2 separate regions of the Homo sapiens genome follow, and region 1 is linked to region 2. A link is a contact called in ENCODE Hi-C or POLR2A ChIA-PET data. All regions are on one chromosome and are shown on one strand. The core of a region is the stretch at or near the end of the contact, and the rest is flanking DNA. Distances in the headings are between cores, read along the strand shown. Region 1 overlaps RFT1 (RFT1 glycolipid translocator homolog). Region 2 overlaps SFMBT1 (Scm like with four mbt domains 1).

What was found. A loop is a pair of places that touch in the nucleus more often than their neighbours do. ChIA-PET counts read pairs that join two places held with the same protein, here RNA polymerase II (POLR2A). Pooled maps may share reads with other maps.
Region 1: a loop to region 2 is called in a pooled map, with 8 times the contacts of the local background. The contact joins two enhancer-like sites. A Hi-C loop is called at or near these places in 1 of 37 single-sample maps with no recorded cell type and 8 of 50 pooled maps. POLR2A ChIA-PET finds 5 or more read pairs at or near these places in 4 of 52 experiments (BJ, T-cell, activated CD4-positive, alpha-beta T cell and 1 more).

What each region holds. Positions count from the first base shown.
Region 1 is chr3:53,101,582-53,104,281 of GRCh38, forward strand. It overlaps RFT1 (RFT1 glycolipid translocator homolog), which reads right to left. Exons shown (of 13, transcript NM_052859.4): 10 at 2,372-2,516. Among named protein-coding and RNA genes, the nearest start is that of RFT1, 28 kb to the right of the region's middle. RefSeq lists enhancers at 1,185-1,234, 1,234-1,735. Within about 2 kb of position 1,255, at least 2 of the 41 ENCODE cell types and tissues checked have a DNase peak (open chromatin) inside an H3K27ac peak, as active enhancers do.
Region 2 is chr3:52,982,323-52,985,123 of GRCh38, forward strand. All of the region lies in intron 1 of SFMBT1 (Scm like with four mbt domains 1), which reads right to left. Among named protein-coding and RNA genes, the nearest start is that of SFMBT1, 62 kb to the right of the region's middle. Within about 2 kb of position 1,354, at least 8 of the 41 ENCODE cell types and tissues checked have a DNase peak (open chromatin) inside an H3K27ac peak, as active enhancers do.

The DNA.
Region 1 (2,700 bases), core at 5-2,504, 120 kb after region 2:
TTTAAGTTGAACTGTCCCCCCAAAATAGATATGTTAATGTCCTGACCAGTGGTACCTGAGAATCTGTCCTTATTTGGAAACAGGGTGTTCATGAAGAAAACTGAGTTAAAATGAGGTCATTAGGGCAGGCCCTGATCCTATATGACAGGTGTCCTTATAAAAAGGGGAAACTTGGTCAGGTGCAGTGGCTCATGCTTGTAATCTCAGCACTTTGGGAGGCTGAAGGGGGGCAGATCATCTGAGGTCAGGAGTTTGAGACCAGCCTGGCCAACATGGCGAAACCCCGTCTCTACTAAATATACAAAAACTTAGTCGGGTGTGGTAGGGTGTGCCTGTAATCTCAGCTACTCGGGAGGCTGAGGCGGGAGTCTCTTGAACCCGGGAGGTGGAGGCTGCAGTGAGCCGAGATCACACCACTGTACTCCAGCCTGGGTGATAGAGTGAGACTTCATCTCACTAAAAAAAAAAAAAAGTGGGGGAAACTTGCATTGAGGCAGACACGTGCAGGGAGATGATGACGTGAAGAGCGCAAGGGGGATGATGACGTGAAGACAGAGAGAACACAGCCATGTGACCGCAGTACTGCAGCTGCAAGTCAAGGAACGCCAGGATGCCAGCAACCATTAGCAACTAGAAGAGGTAGGAAGGGGCCTCTCCTCGAGCCTTCAGAGAGAACACGGCCCTGGCCATAGCTTCATTGTGCACTTCTGGCCTCCAGAACTGACGGACAATATGTTCTGTTGTTTAAAGCCACGCAGTCTGTGGTACTTTGTCATGGCAGCCCTAGTTCATTAAGACAAGGGGATAGAGAAGGAAAAAAGTAAAAGGCAGAGGGACAAGAGAGAAGCACCTAAGAGAGAAATGTAAGAAATCTTGGGGAAATTCTGTGAATGTGTGGGTTTTGCTTAAGGATAGAAAAGCTAGGTGTTGTTCTGTGAGTTACCAAGAAAAAAGAAAAGAAAAGAAAAAGCAAAGCAAAGCTAGGTGTGAGAAGGATTTCTAAGAAAAGCCTCTAGAACACTTACAAAGACCCTAATTAAATGCAGGGCTAATCCCAAACAACGGAAGAGAAGCCACACCCCTACACAAAAGCCTGTCCGTGCTGTGTCCGAGTCCCACATCTGGAGATGGCCAGTACAGCTCACAGGTAAGTAGTCCACTTCCAGGGTGAAGACAAAGACAAGTACACAACTGGGGACAGCAGTGTTGCGAGTTCCACTTTCAAAACTAAGATGATGGGCTGAGTCATGATAATGATGGGACAGCCCCCTCCTTGAGGCAACGCCCTGTGATTGTGTGACATTAGAGGCTGCTCCTTGGTGATTGCTTTCTAAAGGGGAAGAGCTGCTACAGAATAGTCGAGTTCCCAATCTCTGCCCATAAACTTACTAATGCCTTCCTCATGAGGCCTCCCCACAGCTGCCAGATGGAAATACACTTCTCACAGCACAAGCCCCAGGGAGCTGCAAACCACTTCACTGGTTTCACAGCAGGTGTTTCTCCAAACTTAATGACCTTTGCTCTGGTATAGAAACCTGGCCCTTCCTCCCCTAACACCAAAAGTTTGGGCCCCATTGTAGTGGAGACTAAAACATGCTAGTGAACTTGTAAAATGGCATTTGACAAAGCCCTTTATATTGAGATGGGGCAGCAGAAAGAAGTCCTCAGCGTTCTTGTCCAGCGACCTGAGAAATTAAAAACATCTTTGCTAAACCCAAGATGAAGCACTGCAAATGGACTGCCAGCTTACAGCCCAGCACATTTTGAAATTGATGAAGTCCCCAAGACCTAACAAGTGCTGTGAGATCCTCAGCGGCCTGGTGTTTCAAAATTAGACACATTCAATACTTTTCTTCTTCAAAAACTGAGAGTCACTGGATTAAATATACCATTTTATTTGCAGAGATCAATTTTATTCTCTGCAAATGGCTTTGGGTTATCCTTCAGAGGCTTTTATGCACTAGGCTGGGAGATTTATGTGGCATTTACTATCTTCAGATGTGTTTAGTACCAAGTGGAGACTCATTACCGTCTGCCCTCTGCCTTCCTCCCTCACCCCAGAGGGAGCACAGGGAAGCGCTTGGCAAAACACATTCTAGGCCCGAGAGGAAAGCCAACAGCAAGGAGAAGTCCTAATAACTTCTCCAAGTGAGGCTGGGGAAGCTGATTGTCCTGGCGCCAACGCCCCTGCCTATACCTTGAGTGTGTGTCTGGAGTTGAACGAGGGGAACAGTCCCACAGCCCCTGCCACCAGACAGTTTTCCCTACACTGACACAGATAACAACTGTGTGTGCACAAGTTCTTGAATTTCGTGACTCTTCTATTTATGTTGGGAAATCAGAAAAAATCCAGAAAAACTCTTGTGCGTACCGGATCCTGAGCTAAGCATGGTCCCTCCGTAGATATCCAGAGCCAGCTGAGAATAGGCAAAGCCAAAAACAGTGATGGTCAGGCCGGCCAGCAGGGCCAGCTTGAGCAGGGACTCCAAGACTGCAGCAGCCACAGCAACGTCCTCCTGGGGCCAGGGAAGAGGGAAGGAAGTTGGATGAATCATGAGCTGAAGAAAACCTTCATCCTTCACGTCTGGCCTTCTCCCTTCACTGTTTTACAGTTCACTCTTCCAACAGCGTGATGGATATCACTATTTTTTTGTAGTGTGTTTGTTTTCACGTCAGTTAGCAAATGAAGGAAAAAGTGTG
Region 2 (2,801 bases), core at 104-2,603:
AAAATTGTCCAGATGTCCTGCATAACTTCACAGGATTGACAACAGAGCCAATCACAAAAATCATGAAAGAGGTTGTAGATACGGCCAAAAAGGTCGGAGGTGAAGGGTTAAGATATAGATCATGGGCCGGACGCGGTGGCTCACGCCTGTAATGCCAGCACTTTGGGAGGCTGAGGCGGGCGGATCACTTGAGGTCAGGAGTTCCAGACAGGCCTGGCCAACAAGGTGAAACGTCGTCTCTATTAAAAATACAAAAATTAGCCGGACATGGTGGCATATGCCTGTAATCCCAGCTACTCAGGAGGCTAAGGCAGGAGAATCGCTTGAACCCAGGAGGCGGAGGTTGAAGTAAGCTGAGATCGCGGCACTGCACTCCAGCCTGGGCGACAGAGCAAGACTCCCATCTCAAAAAAAAAAAAAAAAAAAAAAAAGATATAGATCGTGGAGAAATTCAAGAGCTAATAGATAGCACACCAGAGGAATTAACAGAAGACGACTTGATGGAGATGAATAATTCCAAAACCAGTGCCAATAAAGAAGAAGATGTAGAAGAAGCAGTGCCAGAAAATAAATCAACATTGACAATCTGGCAGAAGGGTTTGGATTACTCAGGACTGCTTTTATGACAAGATCCCTCTATGATATGGCACTGAAACTAAAGCAAACAGTGGAAGAGGAGTTGATACCATATAGAAACAGTTTTAGAGGAAGGAAAAAGCAAACATTCAGACAGAAACTATAATGTTATTTCTGAAAAGTTACACCACGTGTACCTGCCCCTCTTGCCTTCCTTTCTGCCTCCTCCCCTCTTCCACCTGTGGCACCCTAAGACAGCAACACCAACCTCTCCTCTTACTCCTCCTCAGCCTACCCAACGTGAAGATGACAAGGATGAAGACCTTTATGATGATCCACTTCCACTCAGTGAAGAGTCAATATTAATATATTTTCTCTTCCTTATGATTTTCTTTGTAACATTTTTTCTCCAGCTTACTCTATTGTAAGAAAACAGTATGTAATATATAACATATAAAATACGTGTTGATTGACTGCTTATGTTATTGTGGTAAGGCTTCTGGTCAACAGTAGGCTATTAGTAAAGTTTTTGAGAAGTCAAAAGTTATATGCAAATCTTCAACTGCGTGTGGGGTCAACACCCCTGTGTTGTTCAAGGGTCAACTATAATATGTATGTTGAATGAAAACAAATGTTAGGAGAAAAAAACTGAACAAGGGAGGAGGACAGGGAGTCCTACTTTTAACAGAGTGATCAAAGCCTTAGTGTTGAGGTAACACAAAACAACACCAGAGGGAAATGAGGAAGTGAGCCATGTGGGTACGTGCGGAAGAATATTCAAGGCAGAAAAACAAAAAGAGCAAAGTCTCTGAAGTGGGAGCTTGTGTGGCGTATTTGAGGCCACAGTGGTTGGAACAAAATGATCACAGCAGAGATGCTAGGAGATGAACTCAGGAAGCTATCAGGGAGTCATATTTTATATGAACTTGCAGGCTGCTGTGAAGATTTTGGCTTTGGGGAAGCCATTGAAGGATTCTGAGCAGAGGAGGAACATAATTTGATTTATCTTTTAAAAGGATCACTCTGCAGCTATGTGAGAAGAAAGCAAGAGCAGAAGCAGGAAGACCAACTAAAAAGACCACAGAATAATCCAAGTGAAAGGTGTTGGTGGCTAGGTCTAGGACAGGAGAAGTGAAAATGTGGAGGAAGATGTAAGATGGATTTGGTGTATGAGAGAAAGAGCAGTATCTGGGCTGACTGAAGTTTCTGGCTTAAGCAACTGGAAGGATAGAACTGCCACTTATGGAAAAAGGGAAGTCTGAAGTAGGAATGGTTTGAGGAAGAAAAATTATGATGAGCTTCAGTGCAAAATAGGGCAATATGATTACTTCCCTCACCACTAAAGGTTTGTTCTTGGAGTTTTCAGGAAAATGTTTTCAATCAACAAAAGTATAATTACTATCTGTGTAGTGTCTCCAATTTATAAGCTTTTTTTCACCCACGATGCTTCATTTGAACATCATAAAAAACTTTTTTAGACAGCAAGAATGGGGCCAATTCTTTTTTTTTTTGCCCCTTGGGAACCTCCTTGTTGGCTTCAATCCCATCTTACATTTCACGTTCTCTAGGTTTACCAATCAGCCTTGAAGGCATTTCCCCATAGCAATTCAGTAATTTATGCTGCCTTGTTTTTTAACATTCCAATTTCAACACCCACATACTTTCCAATACAGGCACTTCAATGACAAATTTTCTAGCTTTCTTTAATGTATGTCTTTCAATAATCTCAGGCATAAATAATCTTTAAAAATTCATACTATAATGAATACTATATTGAATATAGGTAATATATATTATTATAATATATACTGAATACTATACTAAATACTGTGTGTGTGTGTGTGTGTGTGTGTGTGTGTGTGTGTGTGTGTCTATTCATACTATAATGATTCATACTATAATGAGTTTGGAAATATCAGGCTGACCACCCTATAAATCCCTGGTCCACAGTTGGCTAAGTATGACCACTTCGCAGCCCGGCTTCCTTAGCAATTACTGATTAGTACCAGGATATTGAGCACCTCCTCTTTGCCAGATACCAAGACGACTAAATTGCAGTTTTGAAATTATCTTTCACTGTACCAGAATATGTCAAAAGCATTTAAAATCATTCTTTATCCTTATATTATCTTATAGGCTGGAACGGTAGCTCTTCCAGAGTTCAAATATGATTACATTTTCATCAATTAAATGCTTTATTTATGGGAGCCAGTAACATGAGCACA